2 separate regions of the Homo sapiens genome follow, and region 1 is linked to region 2. A link is a loop called in an ENCODE intact Hi-C map of the cell type or tissue named here. Cell type or tissue: heart left ventricle. All regions are shown on one strand. Links, peaks and the distances in the headings refer to the core of each region. The heading gives the core; the rest is flanking DNA.

Region 1 (8,007 bases), core at 2,341-6,340, 130 kb before region 2:
ATAAGTCTTACCTGAGATTTGTCTTGCCTATGTCTTAATGTCATGTAAATTGAATGATATTGTATATACCCTTTTGTGTCCAGCTTTTTCCACTAACATTATGTCTGTGAGATTCATCCGTGTGGTTGTGTGTATTGGTAGACTGTTCATTTTTATTGCCAAGTAGTAGTCTATTATAAAAATAGATCATATTGTGTTTACTCACTCAACGACTAACTGGTATTTGGATTATTCCCAGTTTGGGGCCATGAGCATTCTTGTATAAGCCTCTGTATGAAGACATGTTTTCAAATTCTCCTCCTAAATATGTAGGGGTAGAGTTTCTGGGTCAAAGGGTAGATATATTTTAAGTTTATAAGAAACTGCCAATGTTTTTTCCATTTCTGCCAACCACACCTGACAGTTCCGGTTGTTCTTCATCCTAGCTAACATTTGCTGTTGTCAGTCTTTTTAATTTTAGCTATTCTACTGGGTGTGTAGTGGGTATCTTGTTGTAGTCTTGTTTTGCACTTCTGTGATGACTAACAATGTCAAGCATTTTTTAATGTGGTTATTGTCCACTTAACTTTTTTTGTGAGATGTCTGCTCAAGAGACACTTATTTTTCAGGATCTGCTGAAGTAACCTCATGTCCTAGGTACTGTTTCTTTGGTTATGCCGGCGCACAGGATAAGAAGTGCATTTCTCAGTGTAGGGTGCATAGGAAAGTTCTGCAGGGTCACAGATTGCCTCTGCGCTTTATTATAGATTTCTCCTCTATTTGTGGCCCCTCTTTCAACTCTCTGGTATGATTCATTTCCTGCTACTTGCTTTCTGGACTTCTCCCTTGGCTGGGATTGTGATTCCCTTTGCCTTTTCTCTGTCTGCTTAGGGCAAGGTTTAATGGGAAGAAGCCATTACCAAATTCCTTTTGCTTTGTGGTTTTAACTCATAATGTGTCAGCATCTCCAAAGCTCCACTGAGAACTTAGGATCCCTTTCTAACCCAGAGTCATGAGAACTAAAAATATCTCAAATAACTCTATTTTGAAACATTGGAATTGAGTCAAGAAGTAATATATTTTGGGACTGCCAAGTGACTCCAACATTATTCATAGGAACTTAAGAGCATTTGGAGAAAGGCTGTGATTTATATCTAAATCACAGTGCTTATGTGATAAGCTAAATAAGGTTCCTCAAACTCTATGGTAAAAGACAAGAATGTTTTACAATTTCCAATAAATTATGGACCAATAGTTTTAGAAATAAAAGTGTTGCAGTGATGTTGACTTGCTAGAAAGGTTTCTATACATACACTTTCACTTTCTCCACAGAGACAGCTAATAGTTTGTAGACTGGCACCAGCCTGTGGGTCACTCTTTGAGCAACCTTGATTCAGAGCACTGAATCTGGAGCCAGACTGTTTGTGTTTGAATGCTGGCTCCATCATTGTTGGCTGGGTGGTCCTTTTTTTTTTTTTTTTCTCATCATTCAACTTGAAAGCTGGGTGGTCTTAAGGGAGCTTTTTGATTCGGTATTCTCATTTGTAAAATGGAGATGATGATAATAACAATGCCTGCTGCACATATTGTGGTGAAGATTAAATGAGTTCATATATGGAAAGTGCTTACAAGAGTGCCTGGCATATAGTAAGTGCATGATAAGCTTAGCTGCTATTATCATTGCCATATCCTAAATCCCAGGACACTTGCAGTTATAGCTATCAGAAATCCAGTTCAAGTTACTTAAACAAAAGGAATTTATTGGTTAGTTGTAACCAGGTGCTCATATGATGCTATCTAAGTCTGAGACTCCTTTTTCTTCTATGTTGGCTCTATTCTTACATGGACTTTCCCTATAGGTGTTGAGGTGGCTGGCAGTGCTCCAGCTTACATCTTACCAGTTCACAACCCAGTGGAATGAGAGTCTCATCTCTTACCTTTCCAAAGTTGTGGTTGTTACTTTCATTGGCTTGGCTTGGTTCTTGTCATGAGCCCACCAAAACCATAACAACTAAAAATTCAGAAGAGGTACTCCTCTTAAGAAAAGTGCAGTGCTGTTACCAGAATAAGAGAGAATGATTTTTTCTTTCAGATGACTGGGGAAACATGTTAGAATCTACTGGCTTTTTGGAATAAATAATGGTTTTGATCAATGATGGAGCTCTTAGGAAAAGATGTCCCAGAAGAAGAGAATACCATTTCTTTCCTGGGAGAAACTTCTAGCCTATGTGGTAGAAGGATGTGGGGGACAACTTAATGAAAACCATGATTTGGGCCTTCTAAAATGTGGTCTTCTTATCAGCAGGATATGGTGCTTTGGAAACTGTCTTAGTCTGTCTTGGATATAGCAGAATACCCAAGAATGGGTAACTTAGAAAGAACAGAAATTTATATTCTTACTATTCTGGAAGCTGGAACATCCAAGATCAAGGTGCCAGCATCTGGTGAGAGCTTTCTTGCTGTGTCCTCTGGAGAGGAGGAATGCCATATCCTCACATGGCAGAAGGAGAAGAGAGAGAGAGAGAGAGAGAGAGCGCAAGAGATAGCACAAGAGAGAGTGCAAGAGAGACCTCTCTCCCTTCATCAAGCCTTTTATAACAGCATTAATCTAAACATGTCCCATTGGGCTTCACCTCCCAACAGTGTTGCCTTGTACATTAAGTTTCCAGTTTCTGACATGTGAATTTCTGAGGGACACATTCAAGCCTAGCAGGTATATTTTTAAAAAATGACTTAATAAAATTAGCCAACATGAACCAGAAGAGCCTAACCTCTTACCAATAAGAAACTTAAGTAGATTAAACGTGGAAAATCTGAGTCCAGTGGCCATAGATGGAACACCTGCAATGTGAGGGAAAAAAAGGCATGGATGTTTTGCTCAAATCAAATGAGAAGGTGAGTGGGTGCCCCTTCCATTGCATCATTTGTTGGGACATTCTGTGCTGAGAACTCTATAGATTCTTTCAATGATGTGATGGAGGAAATGATTGGGGTTGTGAATGTTCTCATTTGTGCCCTTAATGCTTGCCAGGTTGTGAGAGGTTGGGAAGAAATTAGTTGATGTAGGATATGGAAACTTAGTTTATTTCTCTGCAGGCAGATGGCTAGGTCATGGAAACTTGTTGGAAAGATGGGACCCTTTGAGCTGCTTTCTTAGATCAAAGGCTTTTTTGAGTTTAAGGGGCTCTCAGAGACCCAATTTATTGGATCCCAGAGACTCACTGGACTGTACTTCCTTACTGAGGAGTGAAGACATCTAAACACATTCATTCTGAAACTGCAGAGAAAAAAACCCCAAGCCTAAGTGATATGGTTAAAGGAGTATAGGTGTTCACATTCACACCACAGGTAACTGGATACTTCACTGATTTTTAGTGGCTGAGCTGCTCTGAGCTCCCCAGAATCACAAGATTTGAAGAACTGTGTGGGCATTTAATAGAGGCAAAGCCCCTTTTGCAGATCAATTTTGCAAATTTTGATCCATGTGAATCTTACTTTAAATTTTTGTAGCTGTCTATTGGAGTTCTGTTATAACCTCAGAATGATCAAGTATTCATTTTTAAGATACCTTACTTTAAAGAAGAAGTGCTTAATTGAATTCCAATTCTGTTCACTAGGATGAAAAGTATCTTCAGAGTTTTGGAGATGAGTGTGTGAATTTCAAATAATCTAGAAATGCGGCCAAACTTTAGGAAATGTTTGCATCAATCTGGCTTTGTGGTGCAAACTGGCAGTTATGAATTTGAATATTCACTGCTACAATAGCATTAGAAACATGATATTGAGCCAGGCATGATGGCTCATGCCTGTAATCCCAGCACTTTGGTAGGCTGAGACAGGCGGATTGTGTGAGCCCAGGAGTTTGAGTACAGCGTGGGCAACACGGTAAACCCCTATCTCTACAAAAAATAATAATTGAAAAAAATTAGCTGGGGATGGTGGCATGCACCCGTATTCCCAGGTACTTGGGAGGCTGAGGTGGGAGGATCATCTGAGCCTGGGAGTTCGAGGCTGTGATGAGCTGTGATAGCGCCAGTGCACTCCAGCCCGAGTGAAAGAGTGAGACCCCGTCTCAAGCAAAACAAAACAAAAAACTGAAAACAAAAACAAAAACAACCCTGGTATTGAAATTGAGCTAGGCTCACACTGAAAATATTGAGTGATTTTTAAGCATGATTTCAGAACCCGTGCAAATCAAAGTGTGATCCAGAGAATCAGTATCATAGGCATAATTCAGCTTGTCAGAAATGTAGAATCTCAGGCTACCCTCTCTTCCCCTAGACCTACAGATTCAGAACTTGCATTTTAACAAGAGTTCCAAGTAATTCCTGTGCACATTAAAGTTGAGAAACGTTAGTGTATGCTTTTTTTCCCTTTCACCATCAGACACCAGAGATGATGATGAAAATTAGATTTTTCTGTCCTACCTGAGACTTTCATTCTGAGTTCTTCATAATCTCCAGGGGATTCCGCTGAATGGTCTGATTTTACTATTCAAACTAGAATCTCCAGTTAGTCTCTTAAATGGGGATTCTTATTCTTTGATTAAAATCATTAATGAATAGTCCAATATCCCTGTGTGCTTTTTTTTTTTTTATCTAGGCAATATTGATAGAGCTGATTTTATCTTACTGCCAAGATTACATGGTTTCAAATAGTCAACAAGTAATATTTTACTAGTGTTATCAACAGAAACTCATGTGACTCCCCTCTTTCCTACACACACACACATTCATGGATTTCTGACACAATAGTCACCAATGGAAAAAAATTGGGCTGTTTTGGCCACCATGAAACTTCTTTGATCATAGCTATTTAGATACATGTATTATCTTTGCTCCTAGATTCTATGGGAGATAAACACATTTTATTAAGTTACCAATTACTATAGATAACCTGAGAAACAAATTATTAAAGATCTTGTAGAGCACAAGTTCTGGAGACTCAAAGCTGGAAAGGAAGAAATTGCATTGCATGTGTGTGTGTCGGGAACAACTTTGCTGAGATTTGAGATTTGTGCGGAAAAACAGGGAACTGAGCTGGCTACCGGGAAGTACATTTCAGACAGAGGAACCATGAGTACAAACTCAGAAGAGGATAAGCACGGTGACTGTTCCTGGAATAAGAAGCACTCTAGTTTGGCATCTGCACTTATTTAGTTTATATATGCTAAGTACCTATGAGGTTTAAGGCTTAGAAAGTAAGTTAGGCTATAGTTTGGAGAGTAAGATGAGGAGAGGAATCTGGACTTCATTATTTGGGCAATTAGGAACTGGAAGTTTTAGGGAGAAACATGACCATATCTCTGTCTTTGGAAGATTTATCTGGCAAAAGGACTTTGGAGGGATGGGAGGTGTGAATAAATGGAAGAAGAAAAACATGGGGAGATTATAGAGGCAGTGGCAATGGGACTGGAAAAGAGGGAACAGATGGGAGGTCCACCAAGGATTTGAACTGTTATGGTGGTAGTAGGAATAAAAAGAACAGGGAGAAAGTGAAAATTCTAACAGAGATTCAATCTATAGAACTTGATGATCTCTTGGGTCTTTAGGGCTAAGGATTTTGAGATGATACCTCTCACCTTCCCATTCATCCAAATTATCTCTGGATGAATGAGAAAATAGTGACACCATTAAAAGAAACTGTAAAATTTTGGCTGGGTACAGTGACTCACACCTGTAATCTCAGCACTTTGGGAGACAGAGGTGGGAGGATCACTTGAGCCCAGGTGTTTGAGACCAGCCTGGGCAACATAGCAAGACCCTGTCTCTACTACAACTTAAAAAAAAAATTAGCCAGGTGGGGTGGTGCATGCCTGTGGTCCCAGCTTACTCAGGAGGTTGTGGTGGGAGGATTGCTTGAGCCTGGGAGTTCAAGGCTGCAGTGAACTATGACTCCACTACTGTACTCCAGCCTGGGTGACAGAGTGAGACGCTGTCTCTTAAAAAAAAAAGTCAAATCAGGGAAAGACTTTTTTAGTTTGAGGTAATATCATTACTTAGAAAATGATGGGTGGAAATGTTTAGTTGCCAGATAAAAATGTGAGTCTGGAGCCAAGAAGTTACGTACCCAAAATACAATAACCGAAGCCATAGCAGGGGAGGAACTCATCTAAGGAGGAAGTGTTAGGAAATAGAAATGGAACAATGATGAAAGTTAGGGGCCATCTACATTTAGGGGTGAATGGAGGAGAAAGAATCTTCAAGGTAATCAGAGAGAGACCGGAAAGGTGGGAAGAGAATTAGGCACTACTATTTTCTGTTTTGTTTTTTTTTTTTTTTTTTTTTTTTTTTTAGACAGAGTCTTGATGTTTCACCCAGGCTGGAGTGAAGTGGTGTGGTCTTGGCTCACTGCAACCTCCCCCACCTCGGGTTCCAGCGATTCTCCTACCTCTGGCTCCTGAGTAGCTGGGACTACAGGTATGCGCCACCACACCCAACTAATTTTGTATTTTTACTAGAGACGGGGTTTCGCTATGTTGGCCAGGCTGGTCTCGAACTCCTGACCTCAGTTGATCCACCCACCTCGACCTCTCAAAGTGCTGGGATTACAGGTGTGAGACACCGCACCCGGCGGGCACTACTATTTTCAAAAATCAGACAGAACCTTTCCAGATGAAGCAGGTAAGCAACGGTGTTAAACGGTATAGCAAAACAGAAGAATCGAGCATGAGGAAAGGCTGTCAGAGAGAAAAGGCAGGTAAGTGGCTCCCAGTGACCATGAAGGGAAATAGTTTCAGGAGAGCAGTAGGAACTGATGCCAGGACACAAAGCTTCACACAGTAACTAAGTACAGTTATGTGCCGCTTAAGGACGTTTTGGTCAATGACTGCATATATGACAGCGGTCCCTTAAATTATGATGGAGCTGAAAAATTCCTATCCTCTAGTAATGAAGCCAACATAATGTCACAGCGCCATGCATTTCTCATGTGTATGTAGTGATGCTATGTAAACAAACCTACTAGCTGACAGTCATAAAAATTATAGCACATACAATTGTGTATGCTACATAATACTTGATAATGAATGACTGTGTTTCTGGCTTATGTATTTACTGTAGCACAGTTGTTGTCATTATTTGAGAGTGTACTCCTTCTACTTATGCGGAAAAAAAGGGTTTTTGTAGGACAGCCTCAGGCAGGTTCTTTAGGTGGTATTTCAGAAGAAGGCATTGTTATCATAGGAGATGACAGCTCTGTGCATGTTATTGCCCCTGAAGACCTTCCAGTGGGACAAGATGTGGAGGTGGAAGACAGTGATATTGATGATCTTGCCCCTGTGTAGGCCTAGGCTAATGTGTGCGTGTTTGTCTTAATTTTTAACAAAAAAGTTTAAAAAGTAAAAAAAGAAAATAAAAAAATTAAAAAATAGAAAAAAGCTTATAGAATAAGGACATAAAGAAAAAAATTTGTTTGTACAGCTGTACAGTGTGTTTGTGTTTTAAGCTAAGTATTATTACAAAACAGAAAGTTAAAAAATTAAAAAGTGTATAAAGTAAAAATGTTATAGTAAGCAAAGGTTAACTTACTATTGAAAGAAAGTATTTGTTTATAAATTGAGTGTAGCCTAAGTGTGCAGTGTTTATAAAGTCTACAGTGGTGTACAGTCATGTTCTAGGCCTTCATGTTCACTCGCCACTCACTCACTGACTCACCCAGAGCAAATTCCCCTCCTGCAGTTCCATTCCTGGTACGTGCCCTAGACAGATGTGCCATTAAAAAAAATTGTTCTATTGTGTTTTAAATGTACCTTTTCTATATTTAGATACATAATTACTTATCATTGTGTTACAGTTGCCTACAGTATTCAGTACAGTAACATGCTGTACTGGTTTGTAGCCTGGGATCAATAGACTCTACCATATAGACTTGGTGTTTAGTAGGCCATATCATTTAAGTTTGTGTAGGTACATGCTATGATTTTTGCATAATGACAAAATTGCCTAGCAATGCATTTCTCAGAATGTATCCCCATCATTCAGCCATGCAAGACTGCACTTCAGTTGTGAAGGCTAGAAGCAAAGACTC
Region 2 (8,007 bases), core at 2,259-6,258:
ATGGATGCCCCTCTGCTGGTGGGGTCGGGTCACTGCCAGTGACTTGTGTTTTGGCACTTATGGTGGCAGCAGCCAGCTGTGGCAGTAGCTATGGGTAGGTTACCCTTCAGGGGAAGTAGCTGCTGGTGGGGAATGTCACTGGGGCTCTGGGGATATGCAGATGCAGGGGCTATTTTTCCCCAGGGCAAGATACAGACTGGTAGGAAATGGGATCTCAAAATAGTGTTGTGCTCTAGCTGCTTTGGACTTAGGAGGTGTATAGGACTCAGTGTGAGCTTCCTTTCTGGAACAATGCTGTTGTGCAGTCTCCAGACAGCTCCCTATGTTGGTCTTAGGTCCTGTGAGGGTCAAGGGGCTCTCCTGTGGCTATAATTGCAGGAGTCCACAGTGGGAATGTGGACCACTTATCTGTTTCCCACATTGAGGAGTCTCTCCAGGCTCCCAGCCAATCTTGGCTGAGCAGGCTGCTCCTCTCCTTCCTGTCTTAGGTATGTCCTTTCACTCCTCTGTTGAATTTCAGTGTTCTCTCTTAGATGTCTATTCAAAATGTGATTATCTACTTACTATGTTGGCTCTTCCTTGTGAAAGAGGTGGTGAGTACCCAATGTATCCAGTCAGCCATCTTGAAGCTGAGCCTGCTAAGGATCTTAAAGGGTGCCTCCTGGATGCACCTCTTAAGCACAAAGGCTTTTAGAAAGTATCTTAGAAATGTTTGGAGCCTCAAAGGGAATCTCAGGAGCCTCAAAGGGAACCTGAGTGAGAAGTTATCTCAAAGAGATTTGCAATTGTGGCTTTTGTCTAATGGAATGAACTCCAATAAGATTTATATGAAACTCACAAAGTTTTCCAGAGAGTTACAGTGAAATTATCACTAGCTGGTCCTAAAAAGACAGAAAGTGCAAAACGAAAAGAAGCTTGTTGCTTTAAAGGGAAGAAATCTGAGGGTCTTGGGAGACTGAATGTATTTTGCATGTGGGAGGAATAAAAATAACTTGTGGGCAAAGGGCAGACTCCTGTGGTTTTTAAAAAATGACCCCACGATTTTTTGATACTTTCCCTATGGCCTTATGTCCTCTCCTCTTGAATCTCTGCACTGTGGAATGCATATGAATTGCCCCTGCCAAGCCCTGCTCAAATGGCAGATTTGTAGACAAAATAAATGATTGTTGTCTTAAGCGACTGATATGGTTTGGCTGTGTCCCTACCCAAATCTCATCTTGAACTGTAGCTTCCATAATCCCCACCAGTCATGGGAGGGACCCAGTGGGAGGTAATTGAATTATGGGGGCAGGTTTTTCCCATGCTGTTCTCATGACACTGAATAAGTCTCAGGAGATCTGATGGTTTTATAAAGGGCAGTTCCCCTACACACGCTGTCTTGCGTGCCACCATGTAAGACATGACTTTGCTCCTCCTTTGCCTTCCACCATGATTGTGAAGCCTCCCCACCCATGTGGAACTGTGAGCCCATTAAACCTCTTTTTATTTATAAATTACTCAGTCTCGAATATGTCTTTATTAGCAGCATGAGAACAGACTAATACAGCAACTAAATTTGGGGGTGCTTGGTTATGTAGAAATAGACAACTGAAATGCCCCATTTTATAAATGAGAAAATTGAGACACAGAGAAATTAAATAACTTGTCCAAGGCCACATAGCTAGCAAGTGACAAACTCATGTGCTTCATTGTCTAAGCTTTTACTCTCTATGCTACAGGACTTCTCTTGTGCCAATGCCATCTTCTCCAAATGATCTTCCAATTATTCTTTGCTTTCCTCTGAAGACTGCCTGAGGAGAAAAGTGCACTTCTGCATGTATACATTGACATCCTGGTTTACCTACTATTTGTGAGCCTGAGCTCTGGATCCAGTCTCAGCTTTGGCAAAATTCAGCTTTTGAGCAAGCAAAGCTGAAATCCAGACCTTGGAGCTGGGTGGATCAACTCCATCATCAGCACATGCAAGGCTGCACAGTAAGGCTGGCAGCCAGCACCTTCTCTGGCTCATAGGTTGGTGGAGTCTTCAAACAAAAAATCCTTACTGCTATAATATGTATTCATGTATCTCCTTTCTGTTTCTTGAGGTTTATAATTTGTGTTAGTTTTTTTCTTACATTTTTAGTGTCTTTTTATTCTACCTATTTCATTTTCTAACCTCTTCACTCTCACTCCTGAATCCTAAATTAATCACCTTTATTTTTCTCATTTTCTTCCGGAAGCCTCTTCTCTGGTTTCTCCTTTTAAAGCCTCTGGAGTTCTCTCTACATTCATTTGGCAGATGTTACTGGCTAAGTTATTCATTCATGTTAACTGGCCCAGCTGTGTAGGCCTCTTCTTGTTTTGATGTGAATTGGACCGTTTGAATAAATATGTTTTAATTTTGTCATTAAAGAGATTGTATACAATTTGTTTGAAAAGGATGAAATATGGGTGCCTTGTTCTTTTAAAGTACCTAAATGATTTTTTTGTGCACATAGCTTAGTCTTTTGGATTTATGTGTCAATCAATTGACCTCCTTATCTATATTCATCCATCCATCCATCCATCCATCCATCCATCCATCTTCCACTTATTCTTCTATCATGTCTTTTTGGCTATCTAATCTTACCTTCCCTATCTTTAATTGAAAACAACATTGTGGGAATTTAACCCCCCCGCCTTGCTACAATTCTCTTTCTCATGTGTACTTTCTATGTACATATTTCAAATGTGCTGTTGCTTTCCCTGTAACAGTTAGAACATCATTATGTCCCTCTAATTTTAACACAAATTGCTTGTTTTCATTGTTGTCATTTTTGAGAATAAAACATTTAGTCTTGGCCTGTTAAACAGAATTGCCAAAAAATATTTGTATATCTAGTCTTTTTCTCTGAAATAGGCTTAAAAAAATCTACTTCTGTTGATGAATTGAAGCTCTTCTATTTTCTGGAATTTAAATGATTACAAATGATACCCTGTGAGTTCATCCTGATTTCATTAATAACCAGAGTTCTTACCTCGGTATCTGTCTGGGGAGCTGCTCTCATCAATGCCGAGTGAATCCACACCACAAATCTTCCCCTGAAAGCCTTCCTGCTGTCCTCCCTTCACTGACGTGGCTTAGCTTTTCTTATCTTCTGCTGAAGCCTTAATGGAAGACAAAATCGACAGGCTAGCATGTTCTGCTTGGCTTCTTTTCCTGCCCCCTCCTTCTTTGTTCCTTCTCTTCTTTATCCTGCCTCAGTTGTCAGCTTTATTCAGTCTCTCCTGTTTAGACTTCCCATCTGCTGCTGGCAGTGGGTACTGTCTCGGTTTCTGCGGAAATCAGGAGAAAAAGCAATATTTAGTCCATCTCAACTTTCACAGTTATTTTCTTTCTACTATTAGCTTTGAAGTTCCTACTTTCCTACCCTGAGTGTTGACATCTTTTGTTTGGAGCGTATTTGTACTACAGCTTTCTCTCTCCCCCTCTAAGTTAGCTCATATTAACCACAGCATCCAGTCTCATTAGCTTATCTATTGTAAATTATTTTCAACTCCCTACTCTAAACAAAACGGGAGGCCAGTTCATACTTCCTGACTTATATATGTTACAACCTGTATAATAAACTTACTCTATGCAGATACCCATTTCTAACTCTTTCCAGTGAAGTGGCCTATTTAGGACCATTTAAAACTATATTCGAGTCCTATTCGCTTTGCCTTGAGATGGTTGCAGTCACCTTATTTTTTAGTACATGCAACTGGCTTTCCTTGTTTTCTCTTTCAGAATCTCGGAAGTATATTTTTTTAAAAAGAAAAGTATTTTGAAATTATAACACAAAGCTAACTCCATGTCAAAAATATTTGAATAAAAATTCTATTAGAATAAACATATTTGGATTCTGTAAGACTATAATATATAATAGTTGGATCAAGGAGGGTGAATACATTTTGTGGATGTTATCGTGTGGAAGATTATGTTTTACTTTTTTATTCATGGTAAAATTTTAAGGGGAAATAACAACAAATATTTTTCTTTCCCATTTATTTCTAGTAAAAGTTATGTAGCTTTTTTTGTTCCTGATGGAATTCTATAATGACTAAGTCACTGAAACACTTGCATCTCTCTTAGGAGGGACGTGTGGAATTTTTTCACAAAAGAAAGAGCATGTTGTTATAAATGCTTCATGTAACCAGTTTAATACATCACTGAGTAAGAGACACACAGAAAACAATTCCTCTTATTTGGTCCTGGGAGACTGGGCATATGCCTCAGTGTAAAGGTGGGAGGCTTGTGAGTGCTTATTTCCTGGAAGTTGAGAAGCGTCTTTAGTCTACTGTGTTGACAGCAAAGCCAGGATCAACAGATTGTTTTATTAATTTGTTGTAGGTTGAGTTGCTTTTGCCTCTGGGCATTCCTGTGTTCAACTGGGGCTTTTGCCAAAAAAGCCAGAACGCCCTTAATCTCCTCTTTCCTCATGAAACTCACAGCTTTGGTTCGTCACAGATCTTGCAGATCTTGGCGGTGCTCTCCTACTCCCCAGTTTTGTCTCAGCACCATATGGCTTTTGACAAAGTCAGGCCACAGCTTCAACCTAAACAGCTTAACATTATCGAAAGCCCAGCCCACTGAGGAAATAACAGTTCTCGTTTATTTCTGTAAGTCATCTGGCTGGGAGTGGGAAGAGGGTAGGGAAGTCAGTGTGGTGAGGGATGGGGAACATGTGAAAGATGCAAGGAAAATAGGTGGATGTGGGAGTGGGGAGGGGGCAGTTCTAACAGATAAGATGTAGTGGATTCTGAGCAATATTTTCCAAGTCCAAGAAAAATACATTGCTCATATTCATTTTTTCCCCCTAAGGATAATGAACTTTCACCTGGATTTAAAAAGGAGGAGCCAAAGTCTGGTTTCAATTAACATGTTTTACAATATACGGGGGTGTTTTCCATATTGCTTCCGTAGCTTGCAATGGATGCTTAGGACATAACGATGTCTTACATACTCGGCTGTGGGAATGTGATGTCAGAATCCTCAGGGCTGGGGTGTGGGTGGTGTTGTTTGCCTACACTGAGGTTCTGTGTTCCAGACCTCACCCAACTGCATGCTATTTTTGGCTTGCAACCTCCTACCAGGCAAGCCTGATGAATGTCTAACTTCAAGGGAAAAAGAGAAGAGCAAAATGTAAGGAGCTGAATATTTCCCCCCGCCCACATCAAATTTCACTCCACCCTGTAAGACCTGGAGAACCAGAAGCAAGTTTCAAACCTTTCCACTAAGATCCACAGCAAACTGTGACTCCTGAATGAAGATGATTCTAATGGTGGCAAGAAACCAAGAAGGCCAGATGCTTCATTTTCTGGTCTTCTAAGAAAAGACAAATGATGTATCCATCCAGTGTATAATTTCATGAACTAGCAGAACACTTGGCCTTGTGTAAACACTCGGTTCCAAAACCCAGAAGCAAAGAAACCCAGTAGAGAAAACCAGCTTTATTTTTTAAATCCTCTGATGAATTTGAGGTTGGGAAAGGAAAACACACCATAAGAATGACTACTATTGTTCTGGATCATGATTTATCTTCAGTCAGCTTGTGAAAATTAACTAGGCTACTTTCCTGAAGAGCTGAGGAGTGGATCTGAGTTATATAAGCTGCTCATCTAACAGCATAGAAACTGATACACAAAGGAGTTAGCTTTCTTGAGTTCACCTTTAAAAGCTCAGACCTCAAGAAATCTGCACGTCATTCAGCTCAGGCCATGCCTTCTCCCTGCTGGGAAACCTGCTGTGGTTCACTTCCCTCTTGGACTTGGTTGGCCAGACGGTATCTAGCCCTAACCCAGTTTTCTAATCGTACTTCCCACTTTTAACTTTTTCTTTGCTCTCCAAGTTCTTTATATCTAGGCCCCATTGGTTTACTTGCTCTTCTCCCAAGATACCAGGGATTCTTTGGATGCTGAATATTGCTCATATTTTCCTTCTGGAGTTGGAATGTCCTACCCGCCTATCTCAAATATGTGGACACTGACCTTCCCTTTAGGAACCAGATCAAATGTCATGATATCCACAGAGCTTACTCTAGTTAGCCTATTTAGTCTAATGTATAGCACAATGGGTAAGGGAACAGCCTTGGGTTAGCTAGGCCCAGGTTAAGGTTGTTTTTCCTTTCCTGATTATATGACCCTGGCAAGGTACTTGAGCTCTGAGTTTTTCAGCCCCTCCTCTGTAAAAAGAATGATGAATGTAGAACCAATAAATAGGATTAATAAAATTGGGATCAACTCAACAAATATTATTTCATGAATTTAAATTTCAGGGATAAAAAGAAATTTCAAATCATCAAAGAAGATATTTATACATCTATATCTATTAATATCTATCTAAGTATATATTTTGGCCTATTCCAGAGAAAAAATGCTAGACCCAGTAAAATAGTTTGTATCAAGTTCATTCTTCCATTTGTTTGTATATTGATTTAACAACCATTTGTTGGATAGCAAATGTATGCCACGTATATGTTAACATGTATAGTTTATTCTTTCTTAAGGTTTAGTTTGGCAAAGAGTGCCAAATTATGAAAGACCTGGGCCCATGGCTCACATCTGTAATCTCAGCACTTTGAGAGTCTGAGGTGGGATAATTGCTTGAGGCCAGGAGTTCGAGATCAGCCTGGTCAACATAGCTAGACTCCTGTCTCTACAAAAAATAAAATTAGCTGAGTGCAGTGGCATGAGCCTGTAGTCCCAGTTATTCAGGAGGTTAAGGCACAAGGATAACTTAGGTCCAGGAGTTTGAGGTTGCAGTGAGCTGTGATTGTACCATGCACCCCACAGCCTGGGAAACAAGAGTAAAGCCCTGTCTCAAAAGAAAAAATTATGTAAGAGAAGTGTAGGATGTTTAGGAATAACAAAAGGGTGAGCTGAACTATCTTGGGTTCAGGTTTTGGAATTAGCCTCCCCTTGGGCCTTTCTGCTTCTGGTTTTATCCCTTTTATTTATTTATTAATAATAATAATAATAATAATTATTATTATTATTATTTTGAGACAGGGTCTCACTCTGTCAACCAGGATGGAGTGCAGTGGTGCGACCATGGCTCACTGCAGCTTTGACTTCCCAGGCTCAAGCAATCCTCTCATCTCATCCTCCTGAGTAGCTGGGACTACAGGTATGCCTCACCATGCCTGGCTAATTCTTTTAGTTTGTTGTAAAGATGGGGTCTCGCCGTGTTGACCAGGCTAATCTCAAACTCCTGGGCTCAAGTGTTCCTTTCACCTTGACCTCCCAAAGTGCTGGGATTACAGGCGTGAGCCATCACACCCGAACATCTCTTTTATTATTATTATTATTTTAGAATTACATCAAAACCAGAGTGATTATTCTCAATCTACTTATGACAGTTCTCTCCTTCAAATTCTTCCATGATTCCCTGATACTTGTGCAAAGCTGTCTTTGAATGAGACATGACACAGATGTCTCTTCTGGTCTTCTCAGTCAAGTCATCTTTTCTGTTTTTCTCCTCTGGCAAACCCCTCTGGAGAGAATAAATGTCTGCTCTTGGGGGTCTGGAGGTGTAGCTCTAAGCATACCACTGTAAGTTCTAGATTTCATTGAAATCCCTTACAAAGTTATCCAAATGTTGCAACCGTGCCACAGTATCTGAGTTTATTATACAAACGTTGCAATCCACACCACAGTATCTGAGTTTATTTTAATAGAAAAATAAGAGTGTATATTGTCATGCCTGTTGTTAAGTAAACTGTGCTTCTAAGGCTGGAAGAACCTTTTGACATATTTTCTTCCAAGGCTCCAGGTTGAGAGAAGGGAAGGCTTTACAGGATAAAGTTTAAACTCATAAGCATGAGATATGAAAGGTTTCATGCCTTGATCTCTGCTGATACTTCCCAGCATCTTCTGTCTCTTCTTCCCTTCCTCTCATTACCAACCTAAGTACAGCCTGCCTGACTTAGTTGTATGCTGCCCTGCCTTGCTCCTCTTCAAGGTTTCTCGTTGATTATTATGCTGCCTTGAATGTCCTTCGTCTCCTTG

The links. Hi-C counts contacts between places; a loop is a spot of excess contacts. Peaks named below come from ENCODE experiments on the same cell type or tissue, not always from the same donor. Only the 100,000 strongest peaks of a DNase experiment are listed, where the experiment ranks them.
Region 1: it touches region 2 in a loop (2.0-fold over the local background); 2 of 110 quality-filtered maps call a loop at or near these places.

The regions. Positions count from the first base shown.
Region 1 is chr14:58,730,759-58,738,765 of GRCh38, forward strand. No RefSeq gene overlaps it. Among named protein-coding and RNA genes, the nearest start is that of LINC01500, 94 kb to the right of the region's middle. In heart left ventricle, for the core only: no CTCF peak of the experiment used is centred there; no DNase peak of the experiment used is centred there.
Region 2 is chr14:58,860,666-58,868,672 of GRCh38, forward strand. The region is part of intron 1 of LINC01500 (long intergenic non-protein coding RNA 1500); the gene reads left to right. Among named protein-coding and RNA genes, the nearest start is that of LINC01500, 36 kb to the left of the region's middle. In heart left ventricle, for the core only: no CTCF peak of the experiment used is centred there; no DNase peak of the experiment used is centred there; H3K27ac peaks cover 3,134 bases.